Linked DNA regions of Homo sapiens: region 2 is linked to region 1. Evidence: read pairs that join two places in POLR2A ChIA-PET (ENCODE). Cell type or tissue: OCI-LY7. All regions are shown on one strand. Each heading gives the region's core, and the rest is flanking DNA. Links, peaks and the distances in the headings are about the cores only.

Evidence for each region. ChIA-PET counts read pairs that join two places held together with the same protein. Peaks named below come from ENCODE experiments on the same cell type or tissue, not always from the same donor. Only the 100,000 strongest peaks of a DNase experiment are listed, where the experiment ranks them.
Region 2: POLR2A ChIA-PET joins it to region 1 with 5 read pairs; 1 of 35 experiments calls an interaction of 5 or more read pairs at or near these places.

Annotation. Positions count from the first base shown.
Region 1 is chr17:64,831,592-64,843,017 of GRCh38, forward strand. It overlaps the pseudogene PLEKHM1P1. Among named protein-coding and RNA genes, the nearest start is that of MIR4315-2, 15 kb to the left of the region's middle. RefSeq lists silencers at 5,128-5,217, 5,308-5,767. In OCI-LY7, for the core only: no CTCF peak of the experiment used is centred there; DNase peaks (open chromatin) are centred at 5,590 and 6,060; H3K4me3 peaks cover 1,800 bases; H3K27ac peaks cover 916 bases.
Region 2 is chr17:65,010,495-65,021,920 of GRCh38, forward strand. It overlaps GNA13 (G protein subunit alpha 13), which reads right to left. Exons shown (of 4, transcript NM_006572.6): 3 at 7,759-7,809; 4 at 1-4,335. The coding sequence ends at 3,763. Among named protein-coding and RNA genes, the nearest start is that of GNA13, 41 kb to the right of the region's middle. In OCI-LY7, for the core only: no CTCF peak of the experiment used is centred there; no DNase peak of the experiment used is centred there; H3K4me3 peaks cover 25 bases; H3K27ac peaks cover 4,190 bases.

The sequences.
Region 1 (11,426 bases), core at 2,146-10,145:
GGCAGGCTGGCCCTAAATGGTGGAAGGTGCTCTGATTGGATCTCTGGCTTCTGGGGATAGCAGAGGGCAAACAGGACACAGGGAGTCAGGACCCAGAGCCAACCTCCCTAAGTCAGGTCCCTCAGGAGGAAGCAGGCATGTATGGAGGATGGTTCCTGCAGACCCAGTAACAGGCCGGGTGCTGCAGATGGCCAGAAGAGCCCTCAGTCCTGACTACAGCCCCATCTGACTGCCTCACCCTTCACCATAGTCTGCTCCCAGCTACCCAGGGATTCTCAGAGCCCTCCTCCGGAGACCAGTTCCACATTCTGGCCACGGGGTGACAGGAAAAGGGGGCTGTATGCTGCAGTGACTCTGCATCTAGGGTCACTTCCAGAAACAGGCCTGGTCTTGAGGTCAGGCTCCATCAAGGCTACCCTTTTGCAGCTCAGCAGGCCACGTCCAGCTTCTCTGGCTCCGAAACCCTGGGCTCCAATCCCAATCCACAATTTCCAGTGGCCTGAGGCCCTCAGGCCCACCCTTCTAGAGAGAGCCCGAAGCCCCAAAGTTGCCCTTCCCTTAACCAGCTACAGGGCCGGGACCCTAAGGACTTAGACCCAATAATTTGAATTATAGCCCAGGCCCATTAAGACCTCATTAACTAATTAGCTGAGAGTGATAGAGTATTCACAGAGTATTCACTGGGAGGAGCAGGCCATTGGTAAGTCAGTGCTCTGGCCAAGTAACAGTATGCTAAGAAAACAAAATAGGCCAGGTGCCATGGCCCACACCTGTAATCCCAGCACTTTGGGAGGCCGAGGCAGGAGGTTCACTTGAGGTCAGGAGTTTGAGACCAGCCTGGCCAACATGGTGAAACCCTGTCTCTAATTAAAAAAAAAACAAAAATTAGCCAGGCATGGTGGCCCATGCCTGTAATACCAGCTACTGGTATTACCAGCTACCATACCGGCTGAGGCAGGAGAACCACTTGAACCCAGGAGGCGGAGGTTGCAGTGAGTTGAGATCGTGCCACTGCACTCCAGCCGGGGCAGCAAAGCAAGAATAAATAAATAAATAAATAATTTATGTCTCAAATAAATAAATAAATAATAAACTGAAGCTGGCTGGGCGCGGTGGCTCATGCCTGTAATCCCAGCACTTTGGGAGGCCGAGGCGGGTGGATCACGAGGTCAGGAGATCGAGACCATCGTGGCTAACACGGTGAAACCCCATCTCTACTAAAAATACAAAAAATTAGCCGGGCGTGGTGGCGGGTGCCTGTAGTTGCAGCTACTCGGGAGGCTGAGGGAGAATGGCGTGGACCCAGGAGGTGGAGCTTGCAGTGAGCCAAGATCGTGCCACTGCACACCAGCTTGGGCAACAGAGCGAGACTCCATCTCAAAACAAAAAAAAATTAATAATAATAAACTGAAGCTAAGAGAGACAGGGCCAGACAAGAGAAGGGTCACTTGGCCTAAAACAGAGTCAGAAATGCCACAAAATGACTGACAAGAGCTCAGAGAAATCCAGCAGAAGAGCCACTTGAAAATTCACAAGATAGGACTGAGCCTCTGGGGTTCCAGCCACAATGCAGGACACCTCTGTTTGTAGGCAGCCATAGCACCCCACCTATCTGTATCTGTTCCATCATGCTCAGGGAGGCAGGGCTCAGATGGTCAGTGACATAAGAACTCACGGCAGGAATCAGAAGGAGGCTTTGTGTCTCTTGACTGTGGGGACAGCACTGCGTCACCCACCCTGGTGGCCCAGATTCTGAATCTACCATCCTATGGAACTGGTTCCACTTTCTGTCCTCAAAACGCTCTTCATTGACACAAAGAACCAAAGTGAAGAGAGGTGTGGCTTCAAGGAGACCTACCTGAAGGGAGTGAGGCAAAGCTGGGCAACAGTACCAAAGGGCTCTTGAACATGACGGGTGAAAGCTTAGCAGGGGAAAGGTGACTGGTGCCATTTAGGAAGCCCCAAACCACACCAAGTCTACTGCCACCCTATGTATTCATTCGCCTTCACATAGCTCTCCAGAGTGCAGAAAGCAAGCTTCTCTGATGTCCCTCTCTAACCTCATTTAATTCTCACAGCAATCCCGTGAGAGAGTGATTATCCCTGTTTTACAGAGGACAAAACTGAGGCTCAGTAGCAATGGGTCTCAGGTAAGGGACAGAACTCTCTGGTTTCTTCATCCCAACTCCTGCATCTTTCCCTGGACCAAAAGGCCTCAGGTCTTTGGCTCAAATTCAGACAAACTATTACTTCTTCTTTAGAGGTACGCGGAAGCTCCATTTCATCACAGAAGGTCTGAAACCAACAAGAAACAGTTCTGCCAATCAGGTTTATAGCCCCAACCAGCTGAGACCAGGTCCTACCAATGCTCCTAAAGTCTCAGAGCTATACTTTCTTAAATGTTCCAACATAGTTAGGAAGGAACAGTTCCGGCTGGTTTCCTGCATTATACTGCCTGGCCTTCTCTATATGTCCAATTTCACTTCCTCCAGAGATCAAGGAAGCAAAAAAAGAGAATGACCTGGATGAGACTTACGTTAAAAGAAGAAAGGGATAACCTGGTTTCACCACTCTCAAAACACTCCACCATGACTGAACAGCAACCTCTTCTCTTGAGGGACTCCTCAGCCACTCCCCATGGCCTTCTCTCCACTGCCCGAATTGTGTAACTGGCTGTTCAGAGCCACAGCCTGGCTTTAAGCCATCCAACTGCTGTACCAATTGATGGAGTCATGTTTTTTCAATTGGAAAAGAATGACAAAGTTATCCTCTGATTCAGAAAGGCAGCTGATCTTTCAGGCATGTGAGTGCTGACTGAGGAAACCGCACCTCTGTCCACCTGAGGAAAGCTGGATTTCTGTGATGGGTGGAGTGGTGGGGGTTGGAGCTTTGAAGCAATTAAATACCAGATGAAGGGTGAGAAACTTTTAGTTTGTGATTCCCAAACTCAGGGCTAGTGGATGAGGGCAGAATTGTGGAGTCAGTGAACACTAGCTATCTTTCTTTCCTCCCTCCTTCCTTCCATCCAGTATCACCCAGCTTCCCTGTATTCTTGTCCCATATCCCAGAGGATTCTAACAAGGACCAAACTCTGAATGAATGAAAACAGGACCGTTGCCTGACCCATTCACCATTGTATTTCTAGTACCTGGAACAGTGTTTGGCACAGACTGGTGCTCAAAAAATAAGCTGTTGAATGAATTGATTAATAAAATAAAAACAAGGCACGGGGCACGTACCTCCACTTCACACACTGTGGGAAGTTGGGGTATACAACTCTTAAGTGCTGGGGCAACTGTGGAGCTCCTGTCATTAAGCCAAGCTGCCAATAAGGCTGAAAACAACTTAAATATACTGCATATTAATGGGAGGACATTGAAGGTAAACAGCATTCACTTTTCAAAGGAATACGACTATAAGTGGCAAGCACAGACAATGTTCTTTGGGGCCCTTTAAAACTGCAATCAGCCGGGCACGGCAGCTCACGCCTGTAATCCCAGCACTTTGGGAGGCCGAGGTGGGTGGGTCACCTGAGGTTGGGAGTTGGAGACCAGCCTGATCAACACAGAGAAACCCCCATCTCTACTAAAAACACAAAACTAGCCGGGCATGGTGGTGTATGCCTGTAATCCCAGCTACTCGGGAGGCTGAGGCAGGAGAATCGCTTGAACCTGGGAGGCAGAGGTTGCGGTGAGCCGAGATCATGCCACTGCACTCCAGCCTGGGGAACAAGAGTAAACTCCGTCGAAAAAAAAAAAAAGAAAGAAAGAAAAAAGCTGCAATCAAATGGCCCACCCATCTGATGCCGGGTCCTCAGGATTCAGAGAAAATGTGTACCAAAAAGCCCCCAGGAAACCATAAATGCTGAGCATAGGACTTGGGTGCCTCTGGAATGTCCTTCTGCCTCAGCTACTCTGAGATAACATGGTCCCCTGTGTTCATGGAACCCAGATGGCCAAAAGTCAATGATCCAGCACTTATAAGAAAAGAAAGCGATTCAAGAGCCTCTGTACCCACCTAGGCCTCAGCCTCCCCAGGACCTACTCACCTATACTCTTCACAACAGGTAACGTTGCCTCTGGCACCCATCATATCCCCTGAATTCAGCATCAGGACTGATCTGCCATCAGCTCTGGCAGGGAGAGTCCCTTACAAGTGCCAAGAAAAGGAACATGAACAATATTCTGTGACCACAGCCAACACCACACAGAACTTCCCAGAAGCTCTCCAGGGCGAGAACACCAACCAGAAGGAAGTGACAGCTTCCATCATTCTGTGCTAAGTGAGCTGAGTGAGTGGCCATCTCTCACCTTCCAGATATTTGAATGATACCTACCATTCCAGCAGCCAGCACAAGTCATTTAATATGAATGCCAGAAACACAATCCCTGAGGACAGGTACAGGAGACCAGATGCCAGGAAAAACCCCGGCCCCACCCAAGAGTTGGGGAGAGCCCACTGCTCCTCCACCCTTATTTACCACCTGAGCCCCTGCACCCGCCAATCATGCTGCTCAGTCTGTAACTGCGGGTCTGAGTGAGCACCTACATTTGGCTGTTGAGGGGCAGCTGGTGGAGTTGGCAGGCGACTCTGCACTAAGTTCTCAGGTTGAATGGGAGTTGGGTCGAGGGAAGGAATGGACGCAGAGTTAGGGTGAAGAGTTGCGGTGGGTCAGCGGGGGTGAAAGGACATGGAGATGTCATTTTTAACAAGATTGGGTGAGGGTGGTAGGAAAGGAGGCAGCAAGAGTTCGGGACAGTTTGGCAAAGACTTAGGGATGGGGTGTCCTCAGTACGGCAGGAGACGCAAAGGAAGGTATACAGTGGGCTAGGAGACTAAGGACGAGAAGACACAGTTACGACTTGGAATAAGGCTGAGATCGGAGTTATCCAGAAGAAAGCGGTGAGCTCAACAGGGCACCTACTTTGGGGGTGGGTCTTAGATGAGAGGGCGGAGGTAGAATGTTTAGGATGAGCAGATCTTGGGGAGCTGGACAGGGGATGGGGGTGACTGGGATAAGAAAGCTGAGCCAGAAAAGGGGAAACCTGAATGGTGGGTCTCGGGGAGGTGAGCGCGGAGCATCGGGATTACCAGAGGGGTGGGGAGAGAGGATGAGGTGTGTCAGGGCGGGGCGAAGGGACGTGGCCGAGATCGGGGTTGGAACTGGGGTAAAATGGGGTCACGAGTGAAGCTGCATTTAAGCAAGACCGCTGGTGAGGGGATGCGGGCGCGGGCTGGGGGCTGGACAGACGGAGGGGACGGGGCCACAGCGGCGGTGCAGGGGGAAGGCTGGGTCGGAGCGGAGCGGGCGCGGGCTGGACAGGGCTGAGGGCTCTGAAGCCGGGCAGTCTCAGGGTAACCAGGGGCTGGGAATCGCGGAGGGAGCGGGAGGCCCACCGCCCGTTCGCGCCTCGGCCCTCCCACCACTCCGCCGCCCTCCTCGCATCTTGACCCCCTAACTCACCAAGCGGAGCGAGGAGCGAGGCGAGGGGGGCTCCCGGCTGCGGCAGCCCCTCAGCCTCCGAGCCGACGATGCGGTCTCTCGGCCACTGACAACAGGAAGCAGCGCCCCGGCCCCTGACGCCATCACGTTGGCTCGGCGCTCCGGCCCTGCCCCCGGCCCGCGGTGCCAATCGCGCAGCCCGAAGGAGCCTTGGGGCGGGGCCAGCTGCTCCCGGAAGTCCCTGGGAGCTGAGCCCCGGGGCAGATGCGAGGTCTGGGAGGCTGGGGAACTGGGGGCGCCTGCAGGGCGCAGAGAGGCGACGGCACCGGTGTCAGGGAGAACGCATCCGTTACCGCCCGCCTCCCGCAGGTCTGCGTCAAACTAGATCCTGGCTTCTGGGTTCCTGACCTCGTTTGGCCTCAGAACCATCTGTGCAACATTGGGGCTGTCACTTCGCCTCCCTCAGCTGAAGAGTTCCCACTTGTGAGTGGGACTAATAACGCCTGCCCTATCTTTGCCTCTCCGAGGGCAGCAGTGCAGCCCGTGGGGCGGAGCCCGGGCCCAAATTGGAGCCTCCGCGTTGCGCTTTCAGGATAAACACAGCTGTTTTGACCACACTTTATCCCAAGGGAACGCCTTGAGGTCCCCTTGGGCACACTCCCGTGTGTAACTCGCCCATTAGCACCGCCTGGCTTGAAGCTTAGGGGTCTGGTTATTCTCTTCTAGCCCGTGTAGAGGATTTCTTTCTTCCTTTCTGTTTTTTTTTTTTTTTTTTTGGGACAGGGTCTCACTCTGTCGCCCAGACTGGAGTGCTGTGGCACGATCACGGCTCACCACAGCTTTGACCTCACGGACTAAGCGGTTCTCCCACCTCAGCCTCCACGCAGCTGGGACTACAGGCGTGCACCACCACGCCCAGCTAATTTTTTCTTCTTCTTTTTTTTTTTTTTTTTTTTGCGACGGAGTCTGGCTCTGTCGCCCAGGCTGGAGTGCAATGGCGCGATCTCGGCTCACTGCAAGCTCCGCCTCCTGGGTCGACGCCATTCTCCTGCCTCAGCCTCCCGAGTAGCTGGGACTACAGGAGCCCGCCACCACGCCCGGCTAATTTTTTTATGTTTTTAGTAGGATGGGGTTTCACCGTGTTAGCCAGGATGGTCTCGATCTCCTGACCTGGTGATCCACCCGCCTCGGCCTCCCAAAGTGCTGGGATTACAGGCGTGAGCCACCGCGCCCGGCCAATCTTTTCATTTTTAAAAAAATTTATTTATTTTGTAGAGACAGGGTCTCACTGTGTTACCTAGCCTGGTCTCCAACTCCTGGCCTCAGGCGATCCTCCTGACTCGGCCTCCCAAAGTGCTGGGATTACAGGCATGAACCACCACACCTGGCCTGTATATCTTCTTTCTAACGCAAAAGTGACATTTCTCTTTCAGATGAACTCGGAACAAAATGTCATAAGTGGTGGCCACAGGTAGTGAAGAGCAGGGCAGGGAGTGTTGGCAGGGACCCATGCTCTGGACACTTTATACTTGCAGGCTTTGGTCAATTGGGAGCCTAGGGCCTGAGTGTGGATGAGGAGAGGTACTGCTACATGCCAGTCGTAAGTGGGCACAGGGGTTGGCTGGGGAACGGGCCAGTTCTTGGAAGCAAGCTTCACTGCCCTCGGCCTGGGCGTCCTGTGCTCTTTTGGCTTCTCTGGGTAGGAAGGTGTCCCTCTTATCTCTGCAAAGGTCAGAGTCCCACTGTCTGCTTTCAAGTATAAAACCAGCACTTGGGGGTATGACCCTGGACTGTATGAGGGCCGCCCTTTCAGTAATTCTCTCTCCAGGAGTGAGAACCTCCCCTTCTCAATTTTAGACTAGATGGGTCTGAGTGTGTTTAGTGCAGTTAATGGTTGAGCAGGAAGATTAGAAATAAGGACATAGAGACAAACTATTCTCTCGGTGTTAAACTCATTTTAAACAAAGTGGAAAGTAAGGGATTTAGTAGGGAAATCCTTTCACCTTGGCAAAACGATAGTATACAACTGGCACAGCATGATCCTTGGTGGCTTGGCACAAGCATTCCCTGTCCCCCCCCATCAAGCACATAATGTCCCTCAGTAATTCCACTGCATTTTTGTGCAGCGGCTGTGTGCTGGAGTGTGGGGAACCCCCCGGTAATCTCTTGTCTGCTTTTTAGGAGCCCCTATCTCCTGGTCTTCTCTTACCTCCCAAGCTACCCTGCTTCTTTGAAAAGTCTGCAGGCTTGTCTACCTCTTCTCAGCTTGCTCTGCATGCCTTGGGGAAGCTGCATAAAGCATGGATCATGAAGGAGGGGGGCGGAGGAGAGGGAAATGCATGTTTGCACAAATGGACCCTGAGCCCACCAGGCAGGCTCCAGATAGGGAAAAAAAAAAAAAAAAAAACCCTTACATTATCATGTGACTTGCGCAAGAAAAAAGGTACCTGCAAAGGGCCAAGGGACCAGAGAGGAGAACTTGAGAGGTATTCTGGAGGAGGCTACTTTTGATATGAGCTTTCTAGGTGAGTAAAGGGTATTGCAGCTGAAGGGACTGGCTGGTAAGTGGCCAGCAGATAGGAATACAGGCTGAGCTCAGGGAAGGGTGCACCCAGAGGTGGGGAGGAAGGTGGGAAGTGAAAAAGGAGGCTGGGCGCGGTGGGTCATGCCTGTAATCCCAGCACTTTGGGTGGCTGAAGCTGGTGGATCACTTGAGGTCAGGAGTTCGAGACCTGCCTGGCCAACATGGTGAAAGTCCATCTCTACTAAAAATACAAAAATTTGCCATGTGTGGTGGTGTGCGTCTGTAGTCCCAGCTACTAAGGAGGCTGAGGTATGAGAATTGCTTGAACCCGGGAGGCGGAGATTGCAGTGAGCCAAGATAATGCCACTGCACTACAGCCTGGGCGACAGAGTGAGATCCTGTCTCAAAAAAAATTTTTTTAATAATAATAAAAATAAATAAAAATAAAAGGAAGTGAAAAAGGAAAGGGGAAGGGGAGAGGGCCAGAATGGAAGGGGAGCTGAAGACTGAGCAAGGCAAAGTTGGAGGCCAGTGCAGAAAGGGCTCAAACCATTTGCAAGGATGGTTCACATCCCACTGGTCTGTCAGCTTAGATTTAAAGCACTACCCAGCGTTATTCAAAGCCAGACAGGAGAACTGTAGGCATCAGAATGCCCTGGGGACAGGTCCAAAATGCAGATTCCTAAGCCCCACACTAACCCTAAAGAGTCACTCTAGGATGAGGTCCAAGAATTTGGGCTTGACCCCACCGCTCCTGTCCCCTGCCCTCACACTGAGGACCTAAAGGATAATGAAAGGGGGGAATCTGTGCCCTAAATAATCCCTTTTGGCAGTTACTTTCTGTTTTCAAAGTTCAAGTCTGTCCTCCGGGACTAACCTAGGAGATGAGGGATAAGGGAATTAACATTTATGGAAAATGGAAGAACCTACATAGGCACCTGTGTTCACCTAATATGCCTTACCAGCCACCTGAAAGGTGGGTGCTGCCATTATCTCCATTGTATGGATGAGAAAATAGGCTTAAAAGAGGTTAAGTGGCCAGGTGCAGTGGCTCACGCCTGTAATCCCAGCACTTTGGGAGGCCGAGGTGGGTGGATCAAGAGATCCAGACCATCCTGGCCAACATGGTGAAACCCTGTCTCTACTAAAAATACAAAGAATTAGCTGGGTGTGGTAGCGCGCATCTGTAGTCCCAGCTACTTGGGAGGCTGAAGCAGGAGAATCGCTTGAACCCAGGAGGCAGAGGTTGCAGTGAACCGAGATCACGCCACTGCACTCCAGCCTGGTGACAGAGCGAGACTTCATCTCTTAAAAAAAAAAAAAAAAAAAAAAAAAAGAGGTTAAGTAACTTGCGGGGGAGCCACAGCCACAGAAGTATTAAGTGCTAGAAGTAGGATTCTTACCTAGTTCTTTCTGATTCTAGTTTCAGCTTTGTTCAGTGGGTTTTAGAGCCAGGGCTGTTTAGGTTTGAATCTCATCTCTATCCCATATTGTTTGCTGGGACTTCCTTAAAACAGTGTGGGGCCCAGGGCAACCCAATGAGTATGGGGCTAAGACAGCTGACAGCTGCCACCAAATCAGCATTTTTCACAGGCCCGTTGAGATAGCAGTGAAGACAGAAATTTCTAAATTGAATTTTATTGATGTTCAGGAAAGAGAAGTAAGTCACACCGCCTCTTGGTCCTCAGCCCCAAGCAGAGAGCCCAGAGTGTGTGACCTCAGGCAAGTGCCAAAACCTCTCTGAGCCTCAGTTCCTCATTGTAAATAGGGGCTAATGTCAGTTGATGTGAGGAGTAAATATCATGATATCCTGGCTGGGCACAGTGGCTCACGCCTGTAATCCCATAACTTTGGGAGGCTGAGGTGGGTGGATTACTTGAGGCCAGGAGTTCGAAACCAGCCTGGCCAACATGGTGAAACCCCATCTCTACCAAAGATACAAAAATTAGCCAGGCATGATGGTTCATGCCTGTAGTCCCAGGTACTTGTGAGGCTGAGGCACAAGAATCGCTTGAAGCTGGGAGGCTGAGGTTGCAGTGAGCTGAGATTGCGCCACTGCACTGCAGCCTACATGACAGAGTGAGACTCTGTTCCAAAACAACAACAACAACAAAAAAAAAAAAAAAAAAAGAAAAGAAAAAAAGAAAAGAAAAAGATGATATCCTTAATGCAAGTTCTGGCCTGTAGTAAGTGCTCAAAGATGAACAGTTGTTATTATTCTAGTTGTGGCTAATTTTCACCCTGCCAATTGGGCAGGTCCTTGCCTTCCATTGCTCTTGTAAGCACCTGAATGAGAGCCTTTCTTGTCTGAACCCCAGATATATTCTTGCTTGGCGTCTGATTGAAATAATAAAACTAATGTTAATGCACCCTCCTCTCTGGACACTGGAATCACTGGTGTGCTCTTCAGTTCTGTTGTAGGAAGCGGTTTCTTTCCACTCTCTCTTTTTTAAAAAATTGATTAAAAAGTGTTGTTATACACACGGTTTACAATTCAATAAAATGAAACGGAATGGGGATGAAACATAACGAACAACAGCAGTTCATTGTCCCCATTGTTCCCACCCTTCTGGGGAGCAGGCTTTCAGCAGAATCTTCTGGTGCTTCTCCCCACATCTCCTGCACGTCTCATTGTTTGTATTTTATTATTTTTTTGAGACACAGTCTCGCTCTGTCACCCAGGCTGGAGTGGTGCCATCTTGGCTCACTGCAACCTCCGCCTCCTGGGTTCAAGCAATGCTCCTGCCTCAGCCTCCCTACTAGCTGGGATTACAGGCACCTGCCACCATGCCCAGCGAATTTGATATTTTTAGTAGACGCGGGGTTTCACCATGTTGTCAAGCCTGATCTCAAACTCCTGACCTCACGTGATCCACCCGCCTTGGCCTCCCAAAGTGCTGGGATTACAGGCGTGAGCCACCGCGCCCAGCTGTCTCATAGTTTTAGACACTGTCTGTTGCCTTCCTGGTAAACCTGGCAAGGACTTAGCTCTTTTACACCCCAGCCCTGTCCATTCTTGAGGTTTGGGTATGCCACAATTTGTAGAAAATGAACCATGTTTACAGAATTGTGACTATATAAATATTATTCACCACAGAGCTTAATAATGTGCTGTGAGGTCAGGCATGGTGGCTCATGCCTGTAATCCCAGCACTTTGGGAGGCCAAGGTGGGCGGATCACCTGAGGTCGGGAGTTCAAGACCAACATGGCCAACATGGAGAAACCCCATCTCTACTAAAAATACAAAAATTAGCCGGGTGTGGTGGTGCCCCCCTGTAGTCTCAGCTACTTGGGAGGCTGAGGCAGAGAATCACTTGAACCTGGGAGGTGGAGGTTGCAGTGGGCTGAGATCATGCCACTGCACTCCAGCCTGGGCAACAGAGTGAGACTCTATCTCAAAATATAATAAAATAAAAATAAAATACACTCTGATGATGATGGCTGCTTCCCCCAAGGGT
Region 2 (11,426 bases), core at 1,894-9,893, 180 kb after region 1:
ATTAAAAAACAAAACAAAACAAAACAAAACAGTGCTTTTAGTCAAGCAGCACAACACAAGGACAGATCATCTGTGATTAACAGAAGCGAACGCCTTAAAATGATGGGAGAGAGACAAATTAACTAGGTACTAAGTCAGATTTCCAAGTGAAAAAGACATGAGCAAAACTTCTGGTCTTAATTTCTCAAATAAAACTAAAATAAATGAAATGGTAACAGAGTGACTTTCTCTAAATTTATTAGGGAGTTTGTTACAAATGTTTGGGCTTTACAGGCATGATTTCACGGATTCAAACAAGAAATTAACACTGATATTTAGCCTTCTCATGACATACACAGAAATAACATTGCTACAAACTGCAATGGAGAGAATCTTGTTTCAAATGGCTTAGTTTGGGGTTTTGTCTAAATGTATCATTATATAATGAAAGCACCAATTTGAGGGTTTCTCAAATAGTGATTTGAATTTTAGGACATAACAGTGTAACATGGTAACTTTATTCTTCATATATAAATAAGGCATAATCGGATGTGTATTAATGCTGAAAATACATTTTATCAAAAGCATAAATACAAGTATTTGGGTACACATTGAAAGTTAGGACTTAACCAATTTCTTCTTACAAAAAATGATAAGGACATATGGTATTTGTTGAATCTAAATCAGCACTTCTAATCATTTCTGGTATTAAGGCGATCTTATTTCCTTCTACTTTAAACCAACCACTGCCACCAACTGAATAAGGATTTCCCTAAACAGCCTCAATTTGAGAGACTAACCAGAGGACCTTCTCTATGCAAATTACATGCCAATACACCTTAAAAGAAAATAAGACAAAAGTGAATGAGTTTTTTCATTCCATATTGCTTTCTTTGGTTGCAGAGCAATCCAGTGCCCTTTCCAGATAATAAAATTGAAATGAAGATTTCAATTTAATATTTGGCAGACAGCAACAATGCAGGTTATTAAAAATATTAAAGGGGCAGAGGCATGCTTTGAATTACTCAGATTTTCAGAAAACATTTGACAAAACCCTTTCTCTATAAAAGTTATGGTCTAAATTTATGTTGTTTTATAAGGCAACTGTATATACATTTCTTCAAGGTCAATGAAGACACTTGTGTGATATTTCCTCAGAATTAAATGAGAAGGCATTCAGATTTAAGAACAGAATGTAACACAGGATTAGGCACATTTTATTCCAAATCATAACCATAAAGATTTAGAAAATCAAATACATCAAAGAACTTTAAATCTAAATTACTTTTTTAGAGACTGGGGTAAGTTTGCATAGTGAAATTATGAGCACCTTTTCAATTCTGTTCACTAAATTTCATCTCTCTCTTCATATAGTGGTATTTCAAAAGGATTCAGTTTTCATGATACAGGTGTAAGACTCCTTTCAAACGTTTTTAAAATACAACGTATAAAAAAATGTGGACTGAAGCCTTTAGATTGAACTTAAAGTTCTACTGAATGTCAAAACAAGCCTAAGTTGAATATAAGTAATTCATTGCCTCAAAATATAGTCTAGATTTTAAAAGAATGTTGATTCTGAGACATTACATGCAGCAGGGAAGAAAACTGCAAATGCCCAAAATAACATGATATCTATTTGGTGTTTCAACACTTCTTGGTGGTAATTCAAAAGGGGGAAACTTGGTGATTTCTGCTTTGTCAGGCAATATCTATGGTTCGTATCACAGATCTTAACTATGACTTAAGTAAGATGAAGTGTCCTCTTTCTATAGGGATCTAACTTGAGCCCTCACTGGAGTCAAATGTTTTGGCCATTCAATTTGCTAAATGTATGGGTAAACTCTCCAATGAATAGTCCAAATGTTACTGTGCACATATTCCGATATTCATTAGCACTGCAATTATGCTAATTTTGTGAATTTAAACAATGTATTCTTTTTGGCAAGAAGCACTAGATGTAGAACTATTCAAACACGCATGAATGATACCATGATACCACGAACATGCACGATACCATGAACTTGCATCACGGTGCCGGGCTACGTATGTGTAGCTCATGGATTACCATGGCATGAAAATGCTAGAAGTTATATGGATACAATGATAGTGGAAGTTCAAATGTGAGAAAAGTCAGGTATGTCAAGAACAATCCCTGGTTAGTTCACTGAAAAGCCCCACTCTCGTATCAGACAGCAAGACAGAACAACAGCCACTGACTTGGAAAGGCTGGGTGATCCATAACGACCAATCTTTCAAGGACCAATAAAATACCTGAGTACACAGTCAGCTATACAGTAAAATGACAGATATCACAGTCTTAAAATTTTCAGGAAAAGTAGAAAAGCTGTCAGACTTTTCAAGCTGTCGCCAGCCTTGGACTTCTGTTTCTCTAATTGTAGCACTACATACAGCCTAGAAGATAGTATTTCAGTACTGCAAACCAGCCATTCTGATGAGTTCACTATGAATGTATCTGCGATCACAAAGCTACTTCGTGGACACATTTTAATTTGGTAAGCAGTCGGGGGAGGTCAATGTAATCATCTTTAGGTGCGAACTAAAAAAATTACTACTGATCCTTAGAAGCATCCTTAAAACATTTAAAATATACCTCAAAAAAGCTGGACTTTCAACAACAACAATTATACAAATGTATACATACTGTATCTGTTAGAGACACACCAAGAATGAACAGGAATCTCAAATAATGCCTTCTTGAATAGTCTTGACAGAAAAATACTGCCCTTAGCAAACTCCAAATAAACAAAACGATGCCACAAATGGCACAGTGTGGAGTTGATGGGACTGGACAGGACAGCAAAAGATAGATGTTTGTGATGATACAACAATGATTTCCTACAGTAAGGATTGGTCTTTACTGACCAACTGAGATAGGGCTTAAAAGTCAAATACATGACATTCTGGAACAGGTTAAGTTTATTTAGAAAGTTCTGTTACCAAGTTGCTTGCAGTTTTTAGTTGCTGCTATGGCCAGAATGTTTCACATATGGTACATTAAACTACATGATAATTAAATATGAGAAAGGCAAATTCTATTTCACTCGTTACGTTTGACCAAAACACGGTAAACAGCATTAGCTTGCCTTTTGCTCTCCCATACCACCTGTGAACTCTTCATCAGCATCAGACCAAAGATCCTTATGTAAACTTGAAAACAGGAAGAACATTACCTTCAGAAACACAGAAATCTAAAAGCAAAACAGCTGTTGTGTATACAAGCAATTAAAATATGAAGGCTAAACCTTCTATAAACCTACAGAATGCCATTTCTTAGATAGAACTTCTAACAGCCCTTACAAAATAGGAGGTCACCATAAAGTTAGGCAACAAGTGTCACTGCTATATGTAAGGCGGACAGAAGATATCTTGTTTTGGAACTGAATATTCCTAACCTCATCCCTACAAGTATTTAAGGACACCTTTGATACTTGGCACTGCAGGAGAATTCAGTTTGGAAAGTAGAATAATTTAAAGCCTGAAATATGCCTAGTCTGAGGTCAGCTGGGAGGTTTTAACTGGACTTGAATAGAAGCCATGGTGAAACAGATCAAAGCCTGCATTACAGCAAATCTTGGCGATGAGTCACTCAACAGCTTTCAGCCACAAACCAAAGGCCGCAGAAAAAGTACTAAGATTTTCAAGAAGTTAAACGTAGAATTAAGATTGTTCTAATTCTGGTTGTAAACTGCTATTTTAAAAAACAAAACAAACAGAAAACATCAAAAACACAAAAAGATATTAAAACAGCAAGTCTTTTGTACATCACTGTAGCATAAGCTGCTTGAGGTTGTCATGCAGAATAGTATCCTTCACGTCACGGAAAACAAGGCGGATGTTCTCCGTGTTGATAGCAGTGGTGAAGTGGTGGTATAAGGGCTTCTGTTGCTGGTCCCGGCGTTTGTTCCGGAAACATTCCACCAGGAATTTTTGGACGTCTCTTAAGCAGTGGGGATCCCCTTCAAATTCTAGGAAATAGTCTTTGATGCTCACAATTTGCACCTTCTCCTCAAGCAAGTCTGTCTTGTTTAAGAACAGAATTATGGAGACATTGCTGAAAACCCGGTTATTGACGATTGTTTCAAAAATGTTCAGAGACTCTGTAAGGCGATTGGTCAGTCGATCTTCCATAAGCACCTGGTCAAATTCACTTGAGGAAACAAGGAAAAGTATTGATGTCACACTGTCGAAACATTCAAACCAACGTTTCCTTTCTGATCTCTGACCACCTACATCAACCATTTTGAAAGGAACATTTTTTATTTCAAAGTCGTATTCATGGATGCCTTTGGTGGGTCTTCTGGCAAGCAGAATATCTTGTTGTGATGGAATATAATCCTGGAAAAGAAAAAACTTGTTTTATACCTATTAATCCCGAAGTAATGCGAATTTTTAATGGACTACTAACTGGACTAGTGAATAGATATGCAAACAAAATGATCTTTTAAGTGACATTTTCAGATAGATTATGCTTATTATAAAATGCCAAGACTGGTCAGACATGGTGGGTCATGCCTATAATCCCAGCACTTTGGGAGGCTGAGGCAGGAGGATCGCTTGCGAAGCCAGGAGTTTGAGAATATCCTGGGCAATATAGCAAGACCCACTTGTGCTCCCCACAACAAAAGCCAAGATACATTAAAATGTTAGCAGGACGGGTTCAAAATTTACTACAAATGGCCAGAATCTACTTGTTTTCATCCCTGCAATACTACTCAAAATTTAAGCTGAAGTCTTATCAATTGTTCTTACCCACCCTCACTGCTATATATCCACCTGCAATCTTACTCCCCACTATCAGCCACTCTTGGTTCTAGCCAGAGTGATCTTCCTGTCTGCGTATCTACCTTCTCCACACTGCTCCTTGCTCCTCTATTAAAAGCAATGGGGGCTGGGCGCGATGGCTCACGCTTGTAATTCCAGCACTTTGGGAGGCCGAGACGGGCAGATCACGAGGTCAGGAGATTGAGACCATCCTGGCTAACACAGTGAAACCCCATCTCTACTAAAAATACAAAAAAATTAGCCAGGTGTGGTGGCGGGCGCCTGTAGTCCCAGCTACTTGGGAGGCTGAGGCAGGAGAGTGGTGTGAACCCAGGAGGTGGAGCTTGCAGTGAGCTGAGATCATGCCACTGCACTCCAGCCTGGGTGACAGAGCAAGACTTTGTCTTAAAAAAAAAAAAAAAAAAAAAAAAGGCAATGGGATCTGATTCCAGTGCCAATTCACAAGGATCACTTCCCAGTTCCAAGTTCTGCCCACCTCTCTCTAACCTATTCTAAAAGTTCTTTTACTGTGCAACCCCACTCATGACTTAAAACTTCTATGTTTTCATTGCTGCTATATTACATGTGTGAAAAATCCTTTCTCTACTATAATTAATTTCTTACTTATTGACCCAAGAACTCAAACTAGTCACTTACTCTGAGTGTCAGCACCTCTGTCTGTGAAATGGAGGTGATCACACTTGGTCTATATACCTGGGAGGGAGGGTTGTTGCAAGGATCAAATGAGCTCTTCTCTGCACTCTTGGTCAGTGAACTCTAAGACCCTGAACAAACAGAAGCTGCTGGTCACACAAGTCTCTGGCTACTCTGTGATGGCACACTTCCTTATGCAATGTAACTGGTTCTTCCTTGTCAGTCTAGCATTTTTCCAAAACTACAACACAACTTTCTGGTAATACATGAACGGGACAGCTAATATTTATCATCAAGGTCAAAATATTTTAAAAATCAAGGCAGGATTTAAAACAATGCTGTTATTCACAATGCTGCACTTTATGCCTTTCTGAATAGTGTCATATGATTTTGAAATTTCATTACAAGAATACTCATTGTCTCAAAATGGTGCAATGGAATTAAGAATATATATATATACATATTTTTTTGAGATGGAGTCTTGCTCTGTTGCCCAGATTGGAGTGCAGTGGCGGAATCTCGGCTCACTGCAACCTGCGCCTCCCAGGTTCAAGCGATTCTGCTCCTCAGCCTCCCGAATAGCTGGGATTACAGGTGTGCACCACCACGGCCGGCTACTTCTTTGTATTTCTAGTAAAGACGGGGTTTCACCATTTTGGCCAGGCTGGTCTCGAACTCCTGACCTCAAGTGATCCTCCCGCCTCAGCCTCCCAATGTGCTCGGATTATAGGCGTGAGCCACTGCACCCGGCCAGAATTCAGAGTTTTTTAAAAGTAGGTGGGTTCTTAGTTACTGGCAACCAACAGCCATTCATTAAATAACTCTAGGACTCAAGTGTTAGCTTTTCCATGTTTTCTTCTAGCTTTGTTCAGATACACGCCTGCTTTATTTATAATCAGCATATGCACACAGCGTTCAGCCTACCTCTGCATTTTTGCTTAATATTTTGTGAACTGTTCCATATGCTGATACAATCATACCTCATTTTAAAAGACAAGAAAATACACCAAATGCATTAACGTGCTGTACTTTACATTAACATTCCCCTACTAGTGGTCATTAAGGTTGTTTCCAATTTTTAGCCATAATTAACAGAAATACTGCAATTAAAATTCTCATGCACATTTTTTTTTTCCTTTGGACTATTTCCTAAGATTAAAATAATCAGGGGTACGATTATGACGTTAAAGGTTACAAACATTTTAATGACTCTGGATACTTAACACCCGACTGCTTTCTAGAAGGCAATACCAATTTACAACATACACCTATGCCAGCTCCTTCAGAAACACGCCGGGCCCTGAGCTTTTAAAAAATGTAATTCCATAAAAATAAAAAGTTCTCTATTATTGTCTTTGTCTCTATTAAAGCTAATAATCTAGTTAGCAATCTAAAGGCTGCTTCACATGAAGCACAGAACTTCATGCAATCGAGTGCTAAATAGTCTGGCAGAGCAGAGTATGTTGATGAGGACACACACATACTAGCTGTGTGAAGAAGAAGAAACCTGCCTTATGAGGAGGCAAATGAAGCTGTGCTACATTTAGAGAGTAACAGATGACTCTAAGGCAATGGCTTTCAAAATTTTCCTAAGCAGCAGAAACCTTTCTCCCACTGAACTCTTCTGTGTACGCCCAATACAGAGGTCAAACAAGCGAGATGCTCTGCCTGCAGTGGGCCCCGCTGGCCACAGCGCCAGCTTAGAGCTGCTGGCTCCGAGGAATACCTACAGGAAAATGATAGACTCTCTTTTCAAGGGCGACTCCCCCTACCTCGTGGAGTCTCTTCAGCCTTTTAAATCTAGCCCTCCTACTCCGTGACTCGACACAAAGGGGGCATGAATTCGAAAATGTCATTTGTCAAAAGATTTGGAAATCAGTCAACCCACTGTGTTCTATTTCTGTTTACAAACAAAAACCTCTAAAGATACTAAAGTATAACAGATAATGCACAATATCATCTTCAAACACAAACTTCTTTCTCTAAACAGTTTTACTTCCAAGAAATAGCAGACAAAGCATTCCTCAAGAAAATGGTAGAGACCTGGACAGTTAGAGGGAGAAAAAAGAAGTGTCGTGATTAAACAATAAAAATACTTTCATTTTGAAAAAATAAAAATCATTCAATATTCTGAGCTACCAATCACTCTAAATAAAGCAGAGAAGAATCAGAACGCCACCACTAAAAAAAAAAAAAAAAAAAAAAAAAAAAAAAAAAAAAAAAAAAAAAAGAGAGAAAGAAGCAAATAGCTTAATACATAATTTTTCTAAATTTCCTAACATCGATATCCTGACTTCTGCTTTCAAATGGCACTAAACATAAACATTTGGTTTAAACACTTACTGGTTCTCCAAGTTTATCCAAGTTATCCAGGAAATATTTTACAGATTCACCCTAAAAACAAGAAGAAAACAAATAGTTATTAGGGCTTAGAAATGGAAGATCTTGTTACAACAGTTTACATCATACTGTCTGGTTGTACACTTAACCCAAACAGACTTTGTTTAGTCACCAATTTCAGACAGCTAACCTTCCTAAAAACATATAAAACGTCTGCTCTGTCACAGACTGCTAAATCTGCAAAGGCAGGCTGATTTCACAAATGCTTAATAGAATCAATATCCCAAGTGATCATCTGCTTGGACAGGATTACACGCATGCTTTTTGCTATAACTACGTATCCACAGTGAAGACATATAATTAGAAGATGAAAACTGCTTTTGAGATAAAACATAAATCTACATATAAAATTTAAGTGACAGTCTTTTTGTCTACATTTTCTAGCTTAATAGTGACGATAGTTATCTTCAGAGACAAACCAAACCAGAGATGAGGTAAGAATACTGTACAAAATCCCCCAACCACAGGCATGGACAGGCGTGCCTTGCTCAGGAAGGCCCTGGATAGTGCTGCCAGCTTCACATCTCCAACAGGTCTTTTCCCGAGTGGCCTATCCTTTCTGAGCCCAGTTTTCTCGACGAAACTTCCAAGCAATTTCAAACATCTAAACTGTACGAGAATACATTCCTAACATGAAAACGCTTGACCAGAGCACACAGAGAAGAGGGGAACTATTTTGGGAAAGAAGGGGTCTGTGTCCGAGTCTCCTAGTCCTCACCCCCTGCGTTTCACTTTCCCGCGGGATTCTACAGCTGCAGCATTGTCCCTGCCTGAAGCTACTTCCAAGTGTTCCTGAAGCAGCACCTCATTTAGTATGCCTGGGCATCATGTGAAGATCTCCTCACACTGCAGGCTCCGGTTTAGTAGGTCTGGGTGGGACCCCAGTTTCTGCAATTCAAGGAGTGCCTGGGACCACACTTTGAGTCACAAAGCTTGAAAGTAGCAGTTCTATAATTTTTTGGTCTCAAGATCACACAATATGATCCAGCAATGGCACTGCTAGGTATATACCCAAAAGAAAGGAAATGAGTATATGGAGGAGAGAGATATCTGCACCCCCACGTTTACTGCTGCACTCTTCACAAAAGCCAAGATTTGGAAGCAGCCTAAGTGTCCATCAACAGATGAATGGGTAAAGAAAATGTGATACACATACAGAATGGTGTCCTATTTAGCTATAAAAAAGAATGAGATTCAGTCATTTGCAACAACATATATGGAAGTGTAGGTCACTATGTTAAGTGAAGTAAGACAGACACAAAAAGACAAACATTGCATGCTATCACTTATTGGTAGGAGCTAAAAATCAAAGCAATTGAACCCATGGAGATAGAAAGAAGGATGGTTACCAAAGGCTGGGAAGGGCAGCAAGGGTTGGGGTGGCAGGAGGTGGGGACGGCTAATAGGTACAAAAGATAGTTAAAGTGAATGAATATGGACCAGTATTTGATAGCACAACAGGGTGACTATAGTCACTAATAATTTAAGTGTACATTTAGAAATAACCAAAAGAGTATAATTGGATTGTTTGTAACATAAAGGATAAATGCCTGAAGGGAGAGATACCCTATCTTCCATGAGTGATTATTACGCATTGCATGCCTCTATCAAAACAGCTCATGTACGCCAGAAATATATGAATCTATTATGTGCCCACAAAAATTAAAAACAGAAAAATTAAAAAAATAAAAACGGAAGACATGGAAACAAATGATGATGTCTCTGGACTCAATAAGCTCAACAGCTTCTGATCACTTCTTTTTGTGTTTAGTGTCCTCATTCAAATTTTATACAAAGCTCAGTACGAGGCAACTGGTATCCTCTCCTCCTACCTTCCTAAAGTGTCTGGCAGATAAAATATGAATTACTGGGAGGAAGTTACCCTTCAATATTTTTTTCTTAACAATTTCAGAAGTGATCAAAGTCTTCTTGTTTTCTAATATTAATGTTAAGGAACAGATGTGAATTTCAGTCCTTTCTCTAACAAGGAGTGATCTGGCCAAGTCTCTAAACTCCTCCAGGTCTCCATTTCCCCCAGAGTTACATGAAGAAGTTCAGTGGTTCAATGGATAACCAACCGCTTAAGTTCTGCCCTGTGCAACAATTTCAGTTAGTTCCACTGATTTCAAGTTAAGTTCTCCTTTCCTCATAGGCCATGTGTTTGTTAATCCTAAATCTGCTTTTGTTGTGACTCATTCAAGCGGTGTTGCTTCCACGTTCTTTGCTAATAAATAAAGGATTTAATGTATTGTGCAAGAATATTATGGGTTTAAGACTCACTTTTTGCTGGTTGTAACTTGAGGCTCTCATATTTTTCCCAGTTCATTTTATGTTACTGAAGGGAATTTTTTTTTTTTTTGAGACAGGGTCTCAATCTGTTGCCCAGGCTGGGGTGCAATGGCGCGATCTTGGCTCAATACAACCTCCACCTCCCGGGTTCAAGCCATTCTCCTGCCTCAGCCTCTGGGGTAGCTGGGATTACAGGTGTGTGCCTCCGCGCCTGGCTAATTTTTGTATTTTTAGTAGAGACAGGGTTTCCCCATGTTGGCCAGGCTGGTCTTGAACTCCTGACCTCAGGTGATCCACCCGTCTCGGCCTCCCAAAGTGCTGGGATTATAGGTGTGAGCCACCATGACCGGCCTGGAAATTTTAAAAATAAAATTTCAAAGAAATTTCATTTCACAGTTAACACTTTAAAAACTTAAGATTATTTTATTCGGCCCTTAGCTCTTTTTTCTCTGTTCAGAACACTACAGGTAAGTTTCTAGGTTACTGTAGTAAGGCTGAAGAGTAAAAGTAGCATGGCACTCTGAAAAGTGTTCCAATATTTCTTTAGCCTTGTGGATATTTCAGTTCCATTTAAATGGCATAGCAGCCAGTGTACCTGGGTTCCAGCCCCAAGATAGACTTTATTACTGACAAAGTCAACAAACAATATTAGGTGAGCTTCAGTGACCCTTTGAGTATTAGAAGTCTATGAGGTTCCACGAACCATATTTCTTACGAGTTTTACAAAATGGTGTCTAAGCTGGGAATGGCTTCAATGTTGCCCCCACTTCACAACAATAATTTGTTATAAACATCCTTTGCTTGTAAAGACAAAATGGGTCTGGAGTCCTAAGCTTGAAGGTAACAGAAAAGCTAAGAACAAAAGTTAGAAAATAATTTCTATTAAATTCATAGTCATACAGAGAGAGGCTTAGCAGCTTATCGACCCAGTTACTGAACAAGTGACATTTGTATTCAATGCTCTCTTCTGCACAGCTAAAATATTAAAAGGAAAGGATTTAGAATGCACTTCTTTAAAAGGATATGGAATTTAAGCTGGATAGCCAAAGAACACACAAGAAGAACTGATCTGCTGTTTTAGAACATACTCAAAAACACCAGTGGCTTTATGTCAATAAGAAAAGGGCAACTCTGCTTATAGAAAATAGGTAAAGAGTAGAGTTTTTTAATTCAAAGTCTGATTCATGCCTTAAGAATATAACATAAGGTTTATAGAGATGGGTATCAAATATAGATTTTCTAATAAAAAGCAAGGTAAACATATTCTAGAAAGCAATTTGGCAATATGTATTAAGATCTTTCAAATGATCCTCAACACAGTA